2 separate regions of the Homo sapiens genome follow, and region 1 is linked to region 2. A link is a contact called in ENCODE Hi-C data. All regions are on one chromosome and are shown on one strand. The core of a region is the stretch at or near the end of the contact, and the rest is flanking DNA. Distances in the headings are between cores, read along the strand shown.

What was found. A loop is a pair of places that touch in the nucleus more often than their neighbours do. Pooled maps may share reads with other maps.
Region 1: a pooled map shows a loop between it and region 2 (6-fold over the local background). The contact joins the promoter of SRSF1 here to the enhancer-like site in region 2. A Hi-C loop is called at or near these places in 1 of 37 single-sample maps with no recorded cell type and 11 of 50 pooled maps.

Annotation. Positions count from the first base shown.
Region 1 is chr17:58,005,903-58,012,678 of GRCh38, reverse strand. SRSF1 (serine and arginine rich splicing factor 1) reads left to right here and starts at 5,433. Exons shown (of 4, transcript NM_006924.5): 1 at 5,433-5,735; 2 at 6,152-6,336; 3 at 6,706-6,776. The coding sequence starts at 5,542. RefSeq lists enhancers at 5,082-5,131, 5,080-5,798, 5,922-5,971, 6,242-6,291, 6,623-6,776.
Region 2 is chr17:57,452,460-57,459,271 of GRCh38, reverse strand. The region is part of intron 6 of MSI2 (musashi RNA binding protein 2); the gene reads right to left. Among named protein-coding and RNA genes, the nearest start is that of MSI2-AS1, 150 kb to the left of the region's middle. RefSeq lists an enhancer at 3,718-3,837. Within about 2 kb of position 4,176, at least 11 of the 41 ENCODE cell types and tissues checked have a DNase peak (open chromatin) inside an H3K27ac peak, as active enhancers do.

The sequences.
Region 1 (6,776 bases), core at 4,184-6,683, 550 kb before region 2:
CCTTGCAAATTGATGTGGGTAGTCTGCCACTGCAGGCTTCCTCTTCAACAGTGTCTCATCCCTTTTTTTTTTTTTTTTGAGACGGAGTTTTGCTCTTGTTGCCCAGGCTGGAGTGCAATGGCGCGGTCTCAGCTCACCGCAACCTCCACCTCCCAGGTTCAAGTGATTCTCCTGCCTCACCCTCCCTAGTAGCTGGGATTACAGGCATGTGCCACCACGCCTGGCTAATTTTGTATTTTTAGTAGAGACGGGGTTTCTCCATGTTGGTCAGGCTGGTCTTGAACTCCCGACCTCAGGTGATCCGCCTGCCTCGGCCTCCCAAAGTGCTGGGATTACAGGCGTGAGCCACCGCGCCCAGCATCCCTTCTTAAAGTGAACTCTCCAATTATAAAATACTGATTTCTTTGAGGCATTGTGCCCATAAACTTTTGGTAAAGAATTAATGATTTCACCATTTTTTCACCCAAGGTTCATCATAAATTTGATGTTTGTCCTTGCTTCAATTTTAACAGAATACATGTTGCTCTGATAGGGGCTCTTTTCAAACATATGTCTTATTCTTTTTAGTACCTCAAACTAGATCCTGTTCATACATGTTATAACAAGTTAGTATGAGTTTATTTTGGTGTAAAAAAATTTTGAAATCCATGCATGATTTGTTCATAATACACATTTTCCATGAACTTTTAAAAGTCTCCTCCTGAGATTATTGGATTGAATCAAAAGTATTTAAAAAGTTTCTCTTGGAGGAAGGAACTTTTAATAAACAGTAATAGTGTTAAAAATTAGGTTGCTTCCGACAATGAAGTTGGTAAAGTCCATGCTTACTAAATCAGCTGGTTGTGGCAGCAATTAATAAAAATGCCAGTGAATGTATAACTAAGGAGTTTAGAAAACCCTCAAACTCCAATTAAGATGAGAATGTAATCTTAGGAGGCAAAACTGGAAGTGGTTGTAATTTGCTCAGCACAAAAGGAATCAACCATCTAGTATATTGTTTAGAGAACTGTGTGAAGATTAGCCTGTAGAAAGATAATTGCCAGTCTCTACCCAGCACTGCCCAGGAACAGAGACACAGAATCCAGGTGCTGTGAATTTTCCTGTCTTGGAGAGAAATACTTTGCTGTGGGGGCAGGGATCGTTTATCAGGTCTCAGGATCTGAATGAAATATCCCTCAAAATGATTCACCTTGTTTTGTTCTTATTTCCAAATAAATTGTTTACTTGCTTTTTTGATGTTTTACTCTTGTGGACTGAAATATGTTAACTCTGGATAACTGGTAACATCCTTAATTGTAATCATCACAAAGCTAACGCCATCCTGCAAGACCTGATAAAACAGCCGTCAAGACTTTTCCTGCCATATACTGACCTCATCATCAACTCCAGAACAGTTGGTTACATTCAAATACAAAAAAAGATGCCAACAGAAATAAGAATGTCCTATTCACTCTCAATTAAGTTTTACTTTGTACTGTGCTGAACTGAACAAAATCAGAAATTACTGCATTAAATTAGACAAGAATAAATCAAAGCAAATTCAGGTTGGGTGTGGTGGCTCATGCCTGTAATCCCAGCAGTTTGGGAAGCCAAGGTGGGCAGATCACTTGAGGTCAGGAGTTCAAGACCAGCCTAGCCAACATGATGAAACCCCATCTCTACTAAAAATATAAAAATTAGCCAGGCGTGGTGGCATATGCCTGTAGTCCCAGCTACTCAGGAGGCTGAGGCACGAGAATCACTTGAACCTGGGTGGAGGATATTGCAGTAAGCCGAGATCCTGCCACTGTACTTCAGCCTGGGTGACAGAGCGAGACTCCACCTCAAACAAACAAACAAAAAGCAAATTCAATTATATTTTTCTGGAATGAAATTACCTTGAAATTAAAAGTACCTATGTGTATTGTCTCATCCCTTCTTAAAATGAACTATCCAATTATAAACTACTGATTTCAGTTATCACTTCAGTTATCATTGACTTATGATTAACAGAAGCTTTGCCTGCATAAATTTAAACTGATGTATAAAAGAACAGAAAGAAAATGTGTTCAGCAAATAACTGTTGAATGAAAGAATCAACAGGCTGCAAGTTTTTAAAAACTCTCCTCTTTTCTGCCATTCACTTAATGGAACAATGCTAGAAACAGTAGATTTGTTGAAATAGTATCTTTTTTGGTCACCTTCTCATTTAAAAACATATCAGGCTCTGGCCAGGCACAATGGCTCATGCCTGTAATCCCCCCACTTTGGGAGGCCGAGATGGAAGGATCGCTTGACTTCAGGAGTTCAAAAGCAGCCTGGGCAACATGGCGAGACCCCATCGCTACAAAAAATACAAAAATCAGTCTGAAGTGGTGATGCATACCTGTAGTCTCAGCTACGAAGGACACTGAGGTGGGAGAATCGCTTGGGTCCAGGAGGTCGAGGCTGCAGTGAGCTGTGATTGCACCACTGCATTCCAGCCTGAGTGAAAGAGCAAGACCCTGTCTCAAAAAAAAAAAAAAAAAAAAAAAAAAAAGCCGGCCAGGTGCAGGGGCTCATGCCTGTAATCCCACTACTTTGGGAGGCCAAGGCCGGAGGATCACTTGAGGCCAGGAGTTCGAGACCAGCATGGCCAACATGACGAAACCCCGTCTCTACTAAAAATACAAAAATTAGCTGGACGTGGTGGCTCATGCCTGTAATCCCAGCTACCAAAAATACAAAAATTAGCTGGGCATCGTGGCACATGTCTGTAATTCCAGCTACTCGGAAGGCTGAGGCACAAGAATGACTTAGGCCAGGGAAGCAGAGGTTGCACTGAGCTGAGATCATGCCATTGCACTCCAGCCTGGGTGACAGAGGGCAACTCTGTCTCAAAAAAAAAAAAAAAATATATATATATATATATATATATATACACACACACACACAAACACACATCTATATATATACTTAAAGGATGGTCTGAAGAATAGGCAATCTATCCTTCCCTTGACAAATTTCAGAAGTTCTTTTTCCTTTTGGGATCTATGGACTCCTTTAAGAAGTTGATTAAAATTCCAAATCCTCTTCCCAGAAAAAAGTACACACATGCATATAATTTTGTACATGCACACATGCATATAATTTTCGAAAATATTACAGAAAGCTCAAGGATTACCAAAGGTCATCTGTAGATATACCGAGGATCTACGGCCACAAGACCAAGCATCCCTGCTCATTTCAAATTGAATTTGTATTTTGGGGTCACCGAGAAACATTTGTAAAATATATTTCATCAGCTTTTAGAATTAAGAAAACATGTCCTTCTCCTGAATGACCTATTTACTTTTATCCCAAAGGCACTTTGGATTTTGAATACACAATACTTCTGTACCCTTCTTTACCGTGACTTCTGGGAAGACTAAAGTAAAATTTGCAATCTATCTCAACAAATTCAACGGGCTTTCACTGCAGGCATTTTGTATAGTAATTTATGCGTATTTCATTTAATCCACCCCTCATTTTCCCATTCCTCTGATTTCTTACTCTAGCATTTTTTTTGTGTGTGTGTGAGATGGAGTCTTGTTCTGTCACCCAGGCTGGAGTGCAGTGGCGTGATTTCCGCTCACTGCAGCCTCCACCTCCTAAGGGTTCAAGAGATTGTCCTGTCTCACCCTACCGAGTAGCTGGGATTACAGGCACGCGCCACCATACCCAGCTAATGTTTTGTATTTTTAGAAGATACGGGTTTCGACATGTTGGTCTCCGACTCCTGACCTCAGGTGATCCGCCCGCCTCGGCCTCCCAAAGTGCTGGGATTACAGGAGTGAGCCACCACGCCCAGCCTCATCTAGTTTTCATGTTTTATGGTATCTCTGTAAGTTGCCTCACATCCTTGCGGAAAGGGACTACTGTAAATAAATAACATGAAGAAAATTATCCCTTAAATTCAGTGTGTAGATCTGTTATGGCAAATTTATGACTGCAGGGTTTGATTTTAATTTGTTGTTGTTTCCCCCTCCTTTTTTTTTTTTTTGGAGGAGTCTCACTCTGTAGCCCAGGCTGCAGTGCAATGGCGCCATCTCAGCTCACTGCAACCTCCGCCTCCAGGGTTCTAGCGATTCTCCTGCCTCAGCCTCCCGCGTAGAGTGGATTACAGGCGCCTGCCACCAAGCCCGGCTAATTTTTTGTTTTTTCAGTAGAGACGGGATTTCACCATGTTGGCCAGGCTGGTCTCGAATTCCTGACCTCAAGTGATCCAACCGCCTCGGCCTCCCAAAGTGCTGGCGTGAGCCACCGCGCCCAGCCTGATTTGAATTTTAATTCATTAGCGACGTTTAAAAATCCCAGGATTTCACATAAAAATCCAGATTTCAGACGTCGAAAAAAAATGTAAAATGTTATCTCCCAATGCCGCAGGCAAACAGGATCACAGTCCTGAATAGCAACCGCGGTATCTAGTGGTTACGGTTCTCACATCCATTTTGCTCCATTTTATTACCTGAGAGGACCGGTATTTTCAAAACCTGGTGTATCAGTAACTTTTAGGGAAAACTTTTGAAAAAAGGACTGCACACACGCACCCTTTCTTCCTTCTCGTTCTTTGAAAGGAAACAACAGAAACGATTCATTCTGCAGGCATTCTGCGCTAGTCCCACGGACAGGCGACTAACAAGAGATAAAAAGGTGTGGGTCCCATAGGCGGTACGGTGTTACCCCTTCTGGTTGGCGGGTACCACGTTGCCGGTCGGGATACGGACCCACTGCGACTAGCACTAGGAGTGCTGACCCGAGCTATGCAAAGTTCTGACGAGAAGGCGGAACGGTACTTAATGAAGAGGATTAAGGAATCTAAATCGGTTTCGCTAAATTAGACACATCTGTCTAAGCAGCCACGGTCTATTCGCAGCAGGGGCGGGAAGACAAACCAACGCCCCAGCTCTCCGTTCAATCACCCGCAACTCAGCTCTGGATTAGACGCACCCTACGAAGATACCCGGGTTTCCGGAGCAACCGCCCGGGCCGTCCCCCTTTGGCCCCGCCTCCGAGACTCTTTCCCGCCAAAGGCCGTTATCGCCGCAGAGCATGGTGGGACAACGCTTTAGGCTAGGTTTCACCAAGTGCTTTGAAGGCGCCGAGTTGCTTTCAAAGATCCTCATTCCTGGAGAAATCGACCATCCTTCAAGACCCGACCTGGATGACTAGCTCCTTTAACGAAAGTTCGTTATTTAACTTTTACCAAACGGCTGGTCACTCTGTTCGCAAACCACCCCAAGCTGGGAACGCGGGGGACTTTTTTACCCCCTTCGTGGGGAGGGTGACGTCGCGCGTGCGTGCGCGTGCGCTGAACGTAGCCCTCGCAGCACCCGTTGCGCTCCCGCGCGTGCGTGTTGGGATCGAATCGCTGTTTCCTTCCGCTTCTCTTCCTCTGTCTCCCCCCCATATCCGTGCGCCGAGCTGATAAAGGCGCCATTTTGGAGGGGCCGCGGGAGACGTGGTGCCGCTGCGGGCTCGCTCTGCCGTGCGCTAGGCTTGGTGGGAAGGCCTGTTCTCGAGTCCGCGCTTTTCGTCACCGCCATGTCGGGAGGTGGTGTGATTCGTGGCCCCGCAGGGAACAACGATTGCCGCATCTACGTGGGTAACTTACCTCCAGACATCCGAACCAAGGACATTGAGGACGTGTTCTACAAATACGGCGCTATCCGCGACATCGACCTCAAGAATCGCCGCGGGGGACCGCCCTTCGCCTTCGTTGAGTTCGAGGACCCGCGGTGAGGCGGCATGGGGCTTGCAGCCTTGAGGAAATAGGTCCGAGTAGTTGGGGAAGGCTCCAAGGCCTTAACATAGAGAACGGGGAAGCGGGGGCTCTTAGAGAGGTTGGGGCGAGACTGTATCGCCCATGCAGGAGTCGAGTAAGGAGCTGAGTTGATGTGGCTTCTCTGGCGCCTCGCCTTGGACGTCCCCGGAGCCCATTCGCAGGCTGGAGCGGGAAACTGAGGCGCTGAGGGCTGGTGTAGTGGTTGGGAGCCTGGCGTGTTTCTGGGTGGGGGAGGGGCCATTCCTATTATGCGGCGCATGTGGGCTCTTCCACGTTGGGTGCGCATGTGCGGGGGGTTTGCTGGTTCCCAACTGAGCGAGCTTCTCCTCCTGGTGTTTCTCATCCCTTTTACTTTCTGCGATCCCGCAGAGACGCGGAAGACGCGGTGTATGGTCGCGACGGCTATGATTACGATGGGTACCGTCTGCGGGTGGAGTTTCCTCGAAGCGGCCGTGGAACAGGCCGAGGCGGCGGCGGGGGTGGAGGTGGCGGAGCTCCCCGAGGTCGCTATGGCCCCCCATCCAGGCGGTCTGAAAACAGAGTGGTTGTCTCTGGTGAGTGTACTGGTTGTGTGGATTGATGTGAAGGGACGAAAACTACCTAAAATTTTTCTCTTGCGTGACAGGTTTAATAATTGCAAATTTTTCATGCTAGGTCTTAAATTGCTTTAGTTTTTGGGTGAATTTAATAAACGAGGATTGCTGCTGTGGTGATTTACCAAATTAGGTTGCGGTACTAGATACGAAGATCGTTACAAATAATTTTGGACTCTGGATTCCAGAATCTTACCAGCTCTCTTTACCTGGTATCACTTAAGTACACCTATTAAGTACTTTAAAGTACTCTTTGTCCTAATGTACCTTACCAGCTTAACGTGAAATTTAAGATAATTGGTACTAAGAAAAAAAAAATCACTTTTTCAGGACTGCCTCCAAGTGGAAGTTGGCAGGATTTAAAGGATCACATGCGTGAAGCAGGTGATGTATGTTATGCT
Region 2 (6,812 bases), core at 2,927-5,426:
AGCAGGGAGCACTTCAGAAGAAAGTTGACAGTGACCCAAGTTTAACACAAAGGTAGTCATTACCATGTCATGAGGATGTGTGTGAGAAACACTTAGCCCAGGTTCCAAAACACCACAAATGGTTTACCTTTTGTGCCACATAAACACCCTAAACTCAAGTTTTACTCAACACTTATTAAATGGGAAGGAAAACATTAAAGAGCATTGGCCTGCCTCTGCCAAGCTCCCATCCATCCAGCTCTTACAAAGAGGGAGGCATTCTTCCGAGCGACGCAGCAAAACAACCACTGACGAGGTTGAGCTGAAGTTATTTGGTGGCAATTAAAAGGATCTGCCATAGTTACCCAAAGCAAACAACCCAACGCTCTCGCCAGGTGCCCAGCAACCGCGGAGCAGGGACAGGCAAGGGAATTCTCAAATTATCCTCCCACGGCCTGCACAGGGCACCCTCCCACCTGTGAACCAAGCCTGTGTCCCACCTGTATCCCACCTTGAACAAAGCCTGGTTCAAGACATGGTATCAGTAGCAATTAAGAGGGCAATTATTTTCTGGAGTTTATATGCTAACTGATCTGAGTTATGGGCCGAGCAGCTGGGCTTCTTGCTGATAACCCAGAGGCATGGAACACAGAGAGTATTAGAGCTGGAGAGGGGCTCTCCATCCATGTAGCCAGCAGTTCCCAGTCAGAGACTTTGTGCTCCTGAAGAAGATATCAGCAATGAGGCTGTCAGCTTCCAAAAGCCAACCAGAAATTGCACAGTGACCCAGAGTTCTTTCCTTCTGACTAAAGCATGGTAACACTGTGACCTAAATCTCTGATGGCCATTGAGAGATTAAAATATGTATACACACACATATATTAAAAATATGTGGCCGGGCACGGTGGCTCACGCCTATAATCCCAGCACTTTGGGAGGCCAAGGCGGGTGGATCACGAGGTCAAGAGATCGAGACCATCCTGGCTAACACAGTGAAACCCCGTCTCTACTAAAAATACAAAAAATTAGCCAGGCGTGGTGGTGGGCGCCCGTAGTCCCAGCTACTCGGGAGGCTGAGGCAAGAGAATGGCGTGATCCCGGGAGGCGGAGCTTGCAATGAGCCAAGATCGCGCCACTGCACTCCAGCCTGGGCGACAGAGCGAGACTCCATCTCCAAAAAAAAAAAAAAAAAAGGTATATATATGTCAGGCTAATATAGTTTATTAAAATATGTACTTATATATATGCAATATGGTATCTGATATCTATTTTTATATATGTATATGCCCAGTTGATAAAAATATATCTATCTGACTTCAATTTATTGAGTCAGAATTCATCTGACTTCTTAGTTTTATTTTATTTTATTTTATTTCTTCTTTTAAAGACGAGGTCTCACGTTGTCTCCTAGGCTGGAGTGCAGGAGCCCAATCATAACTCACTGCATTCTTGAACTCCTGGACTCAAGTGATCCTCCCACTTCAGCCACCTGAGTAGCTAAGACTACCGGCATACAGTACCATGCCTAGTTAATTTTATTTTATTTGATTTTATTTTATTTGTAGAGATAGAGTTTTGCTATGTTGCCCAGGCTGGTCTCAAACTCCTGGACTCAAGTGATCCTCCTGCCTCAGCCTCCCCAGCTGCTGGGATTATAGTCATGAATTATCGTGCCTGGCCTGACTTCCCAATATTTATTAATTGGTTTCTAAGAGGGAAACATATTTTTCAAGACATAGGGTCTTCTAGGAGAAAAATAATTTTAAAATAATTTAAAGACTAAAGATAATTTAGTCTCCTTAAAATAAGTTCATTGGCCAAATAAGGAATCATTACCTACCTTAACCAGCTCTTAGAAAAGCAGACCACTTGTTAGCAGAGTAAATGCTCTGAGAAGTCCTGCATTTAGGGAATGTTTAATTTAGGAGTTGCCACATGTACGGCCATGGAGCCCTTGCATCTCCTAACACCTCTCAATGCCCTGGGGAAACACGGCTCTAGGGGAAAATGTCTAGTCCTCCATCTAGAGTCCAATTCTGTCCAGAGAAATGGGGAATTTGGTGAAACTTTCTAAAATCTCTTACCCCTTTGGGGGTTCAGGTTTCCCAGCTGTGAAGTGATAGGAGTTATTAGAGTGTTCTCTAACATCTCCACCTCTTCTTTTAAAGTTATTTTTGTCCTAGAGACCCTATGTCCTGAAAGAACATGTTTCCCTCTTGAAAACCAATTAATCAATAAACAGTCTGACCACACATTAAAACTCTAGGCCTTGGAACAGGATGCTGCCAAACTTCTCCTTCCTTTCTCCTCCCAAAAGCCAACAACTTTCCAAATGAAGTGCCAATGAAACCACAGGACCCGGGTGCATGGAGATTGGGTGGGAAAATACGCCTTGCTCCCAACTCAAAGAGCCTTGGCCCATTCAGATAAGTTCTCCTGCCAAGGATACTTAAATGGTTGAGAATGACCTAGAAGGCAATCATCTGCCTAAAATAAACTCCAAGATGATGCAGTCCTGGAAACTACATCAACATCTGCAATGAAGATTTACGGACCCAAAGGCAGCAGGCCTTGGAATTTAGCCCCAGTTGTGCCCTGAGCACAACCCTTGGTAAAGCCCTTGAGCAAGACTAAATCTGCACAGCCATCTCCAACACAGGGCAAGTCAGTTGTGGTGTTCCTTTTTTTTTTTTGGAGATGGAGTCTCGATCGCTCTGTCGCCCAGGCTGGAGTGCAGTGGTGCGATCTCAGCTCACTGCAACTTCTGCCTCCCAGGTTCAAGCAATTCTCTGCCTCCGCCTCCTGAGTAGCTGGGATTACAGGTGCCTGCCACCACGCCCCACTAATAGTAGAGACAGGGTTTCACCATCTTGGCCAGGCTGGTCTTGAACTCCTGATCTCGTGATCCACCCGCCTTGGCCTCCCAAAGTGCTGGGATTATAGGCGTGAGCCACTGCGCCCGGCCAAAGCTGTGATGTTCTTCGCTCCCTCATAGAGATGTTATGAGGCTAAGAGAAGGTACAGACATACAAGTGCCCTGGACTCATCCCTTCTTGTCTGTCTCCCCGTGTGCACCCCGAGTTCCCTGCCAAAGGCAGGAACTGCTCTTCAACATCTTTGCATCCACAGAGGAAAGTTCGGAAAGATCGTTTCTTGCTCCTGTTAAACCGTAGTGGTTGTTCGATGTTCTTGTTCTGCTGCCCGGAGGTCCCTCACCTTGGTAGCATCTCCTTTAGGTGAGAGTTTCAAGAGGGCTGTCTCTGCGGGGCGTCTGGTCTATCTTCACATGCAGTGACAAGGCCCGTAACACAAAGCTTCCTGGTGATGTTTCTACCACACTTCTTTCCCAATTCATCTCCAGAGCTTTGTCCAAAGAGTCTGTGCCTAACACCCACACGCGGGCACCAGCTGGGATGGGAACGTGTGTGTGCCTGTGCCTGTGTGCGTGCTGCGGAGGAGCAAAGCCAACGTTTTCCCAAGGTGACGCAGCAAATCAGCATGAGCAGGTTCCGCTGGGCACTCCACGCGGCCCTGCTTCTCTGAGCATGCAGACAGGAGGCCAACAATTCAAAACTACAGTTCCCCGGCTCTCCCCCACTGTCCCTCTGCTGCCCTCGCTCTCCTGCTGTCTCGGCCCCTGCTCCCCACATCTCTCAAGAACATCTCTGTTTGTTTTGGACTCGCTATACACAAAAACTTCTCCACTCAGGGGGCATGAGGAGAGAGAACTGCGCTTGTTTAAAGACGATCTCTTTTTAACGGCTGTAATCTTTAATTCATAACGGTCCTAGGAACCAGCGGTGGACAAGGGCTGAGAGCTGGCCCCCCTTTTTCAGGGTTTTAAAACACAAGCGGCTGCACAGGAAGTTGGTTTTCACAAAGGCAAAAGAGAGAAAAACATGCTAATTCACAAGCAATGGCTTCAAACCCCCCATTTCAAGTCTTATGATGGCTGCCAAGTGGTCCGACTGTGACCACAGCTCCCTGTGTGTGAGTTGGGGGGCAGGGGCTTCACTGCATTATTCAGAGGCTGACCACAAAACCATCTTTTGTGCAAAGTTACCACAGAGAGAGACCGTTTCATATACAAGCTGCAATAGACAGCTGGCTGTACTCTAAAAGAAAGGGAAGCTCTAATACAAGCCCCAGAGCCACATGAAGAGGCATGAGGAGGGAACTCGAAGTCACTGAGCATCTCCCACGCACCTGAATGAGAGCTAGGCGCTCTGTAAGAACTTCATAAGGTGGGTGGGAAAATCAGGCTCTCAGAGGTTACTGAACAGCCTCAAGGTCATGGCAGGAATAGGGTTCCAGCCAGGTCTTCCACGCCTGCGACAGGAGCAGCAGCAGGCAGGGCTGGTATGCAAAGATGAGGTGAAGCCCCAGATGGAATGATGCTAGCGGCACCCCTCTTCCCTAGCCAGAGGGGCTGCGCTGTTACCTCTACTGGCTTTAATCTAGTGAAGAGCTCAAGCGCCACATGGACTACTTGCCTATGAAGAACTCTAGTCCATGGCAAAGGACCAAAGCCACAGACCTGGGTCAAAGGAGATCTTGAAAACACATGCCATGGCACACGCCTGCAATCCCAGCACTTTGGGAGGCCGAGGTGGGTAGATCACCAGGTCAGGAGATCGAGACCATGCTGGCCAACATAGTGAAACCCATCTCTACTAAAAATACAAAAAATTTGCCAGGCGTGGTGGCGGGTGCCTGTAATCCCAGCTACTTAGGAGGCTGAGGCAGGAGAATCGCCTGGACCAGGGAGTTGGAGGTTGCAGTGAGCCAAGATCGTGCCACTGCACTCCAGCTTGGAGACAGAGCGAGAATCCATCTCAAAAAAAAAAAAAAAAAGAAAGAGAAAAAGAAAAAGAGAGAGAGAGGAAAGAAGGAAGGAAGGAGGACAGACATACCTTCAGCAGCTACAGGGAAGATGAGGCGGGCTGGAACCACTCACTACTGCCCTTCAGAACAGTATATGGAAGCACACGTTCATTGGACACCAGCACCATTGTGGTGACACCGGATGGTGGGCCTCTCACTATCCACAGTTCCTGGTGGTTTTGGGGGCTGCCAAAGGCACTATTAATCATCACTCCGCCCCGAGCTCCATCATTTCAATAACATACTGAGCCAATGTGCTCAAGATCTGCACAGAGCTCCTGGAGCGAGCCAGTCCTCTCCACTTAGCCCTTGGGTGCCTGTTTATTTCACTGAGCCTTCTGCCCTGTGAATGAGGGCTTCCTGCCAGGTATCAGCCTTGGCGGCCAACAGGTGGGTAATAGCACACAGGGTCATGCAGCCCTTTCTTCCCAGAGAGGTACTCATCCAACCAGTGGTTTTTGATGAGAAAGATAAAGGTATGAGCTCTGGGGTCAGGCAGTTTGGATCCTGGCTCTGCCAATTCCTGGCTTTTTGATCTCAAACAAGTTACTATAGCCCAATCCCTCACCTGTAGAGTGGGAATGATGACAGTACCTATCCTGAGGATGGTGTTGAGAATTAACCCATTTATGCCGGAGGTTGCAAATTTTTGTGAAAAATCAGACCTTGGTGATGACCTTGAGCAGTAGGATATAAATAACTCCCCACAAGCTTGGCGTTCCGATAATGGAACACTAGGCATAGATAGGTTAAATGAAGTAATAGAAAAGCGTGCCCGGCACAAGGTATATGCTGTACACAGGCAAATGCTTGTGTCTGCTCAAGTGGCTCTTCTGATGTTGGCATTAAACTTCTTGCTTTGTCCCTCTACTAGGCTGAAATGAGACACAAAACCAAGTGTTCCGTGATACTGTTGACTTCTCACCACATAGGAAGTTCTAGGGATATGGCTCAACCCCAAATCATCAGGTTATAAGGCCTGTAGTGCTCATCACCTGGGCAGCAAGAGAAGGGAGAGCAAGCCTCAGTCACTGTCACAAGATGCCCTGAAAATCAAGACAGCAGCATTGCAGGGAAGTGACCACAAGCAAAAGCAAGAAGCCCCTCAGGCCAGGCTTGGTGGCTCATGCCTGTAGTCCTAGCACTTTGGGAGGCTGAGGTGGGCAGATTGCTTGAGGTCAGGAGTTTGAGATCAGCCTGACCAACCTAATGAAACCCCGTCTCCACTAAAAATACAAAAATTAGCCAGGTGTGGTGGTGCACACCCATAATCCCAGTTACTCGGGAGGCTGCGGCAGAATCACTTGAACCCAGGAGGTGGAGGTTGCAGTGAGCCAAGACTGCACCACTGTACTCATCTGGGTGACAAAGCAAGACTCCATCTTAAAAAAAAAAAAAAAAAAAAAGTCCCTCAACCAGAAACAAGCCCTCAGCCAGCACTGGCCTGGCAGTTCTGTTCCCTATCTACCATGCAGAATCCTTCCCCAGTCTGAGGTTAGAGCCTGCATCCAAATCCCAGTTCCCCACCTCTCAGCTGTGGCACTGAAGGCAGAACCTGAACCTCTCCAAGTCCTCACCTGTAAGACGAGGGTGATGACAGAACCACCCTCATGGGCTGGTAAGAGGAACACGTAAGATGAAGTACAAAATACACTTTGCTCAGCTCCTGGCATGTTCTAGGTATTAAAGAAAAGTATTTATTATTATAACTGCAAAAATGAGAGAATTCAGGCCTTCTCTCTTCAAATCCGAACCATCTTAGAGAGCAATCTTTTCAAGTACAAGGTCTTCCCTCCCACTTTTGTTTGTAAGTCCAGAAAATACAGTCCACATTTAATGATCCTAATGTACAGAGTGGAAGCAAGCAGATGGATTGTTAAGACTGCTGCAACAGTTCGGCTGCCCCTCACGAGTCCAGGACCCACTAACAGGCCTCTGGCCTGGCATGG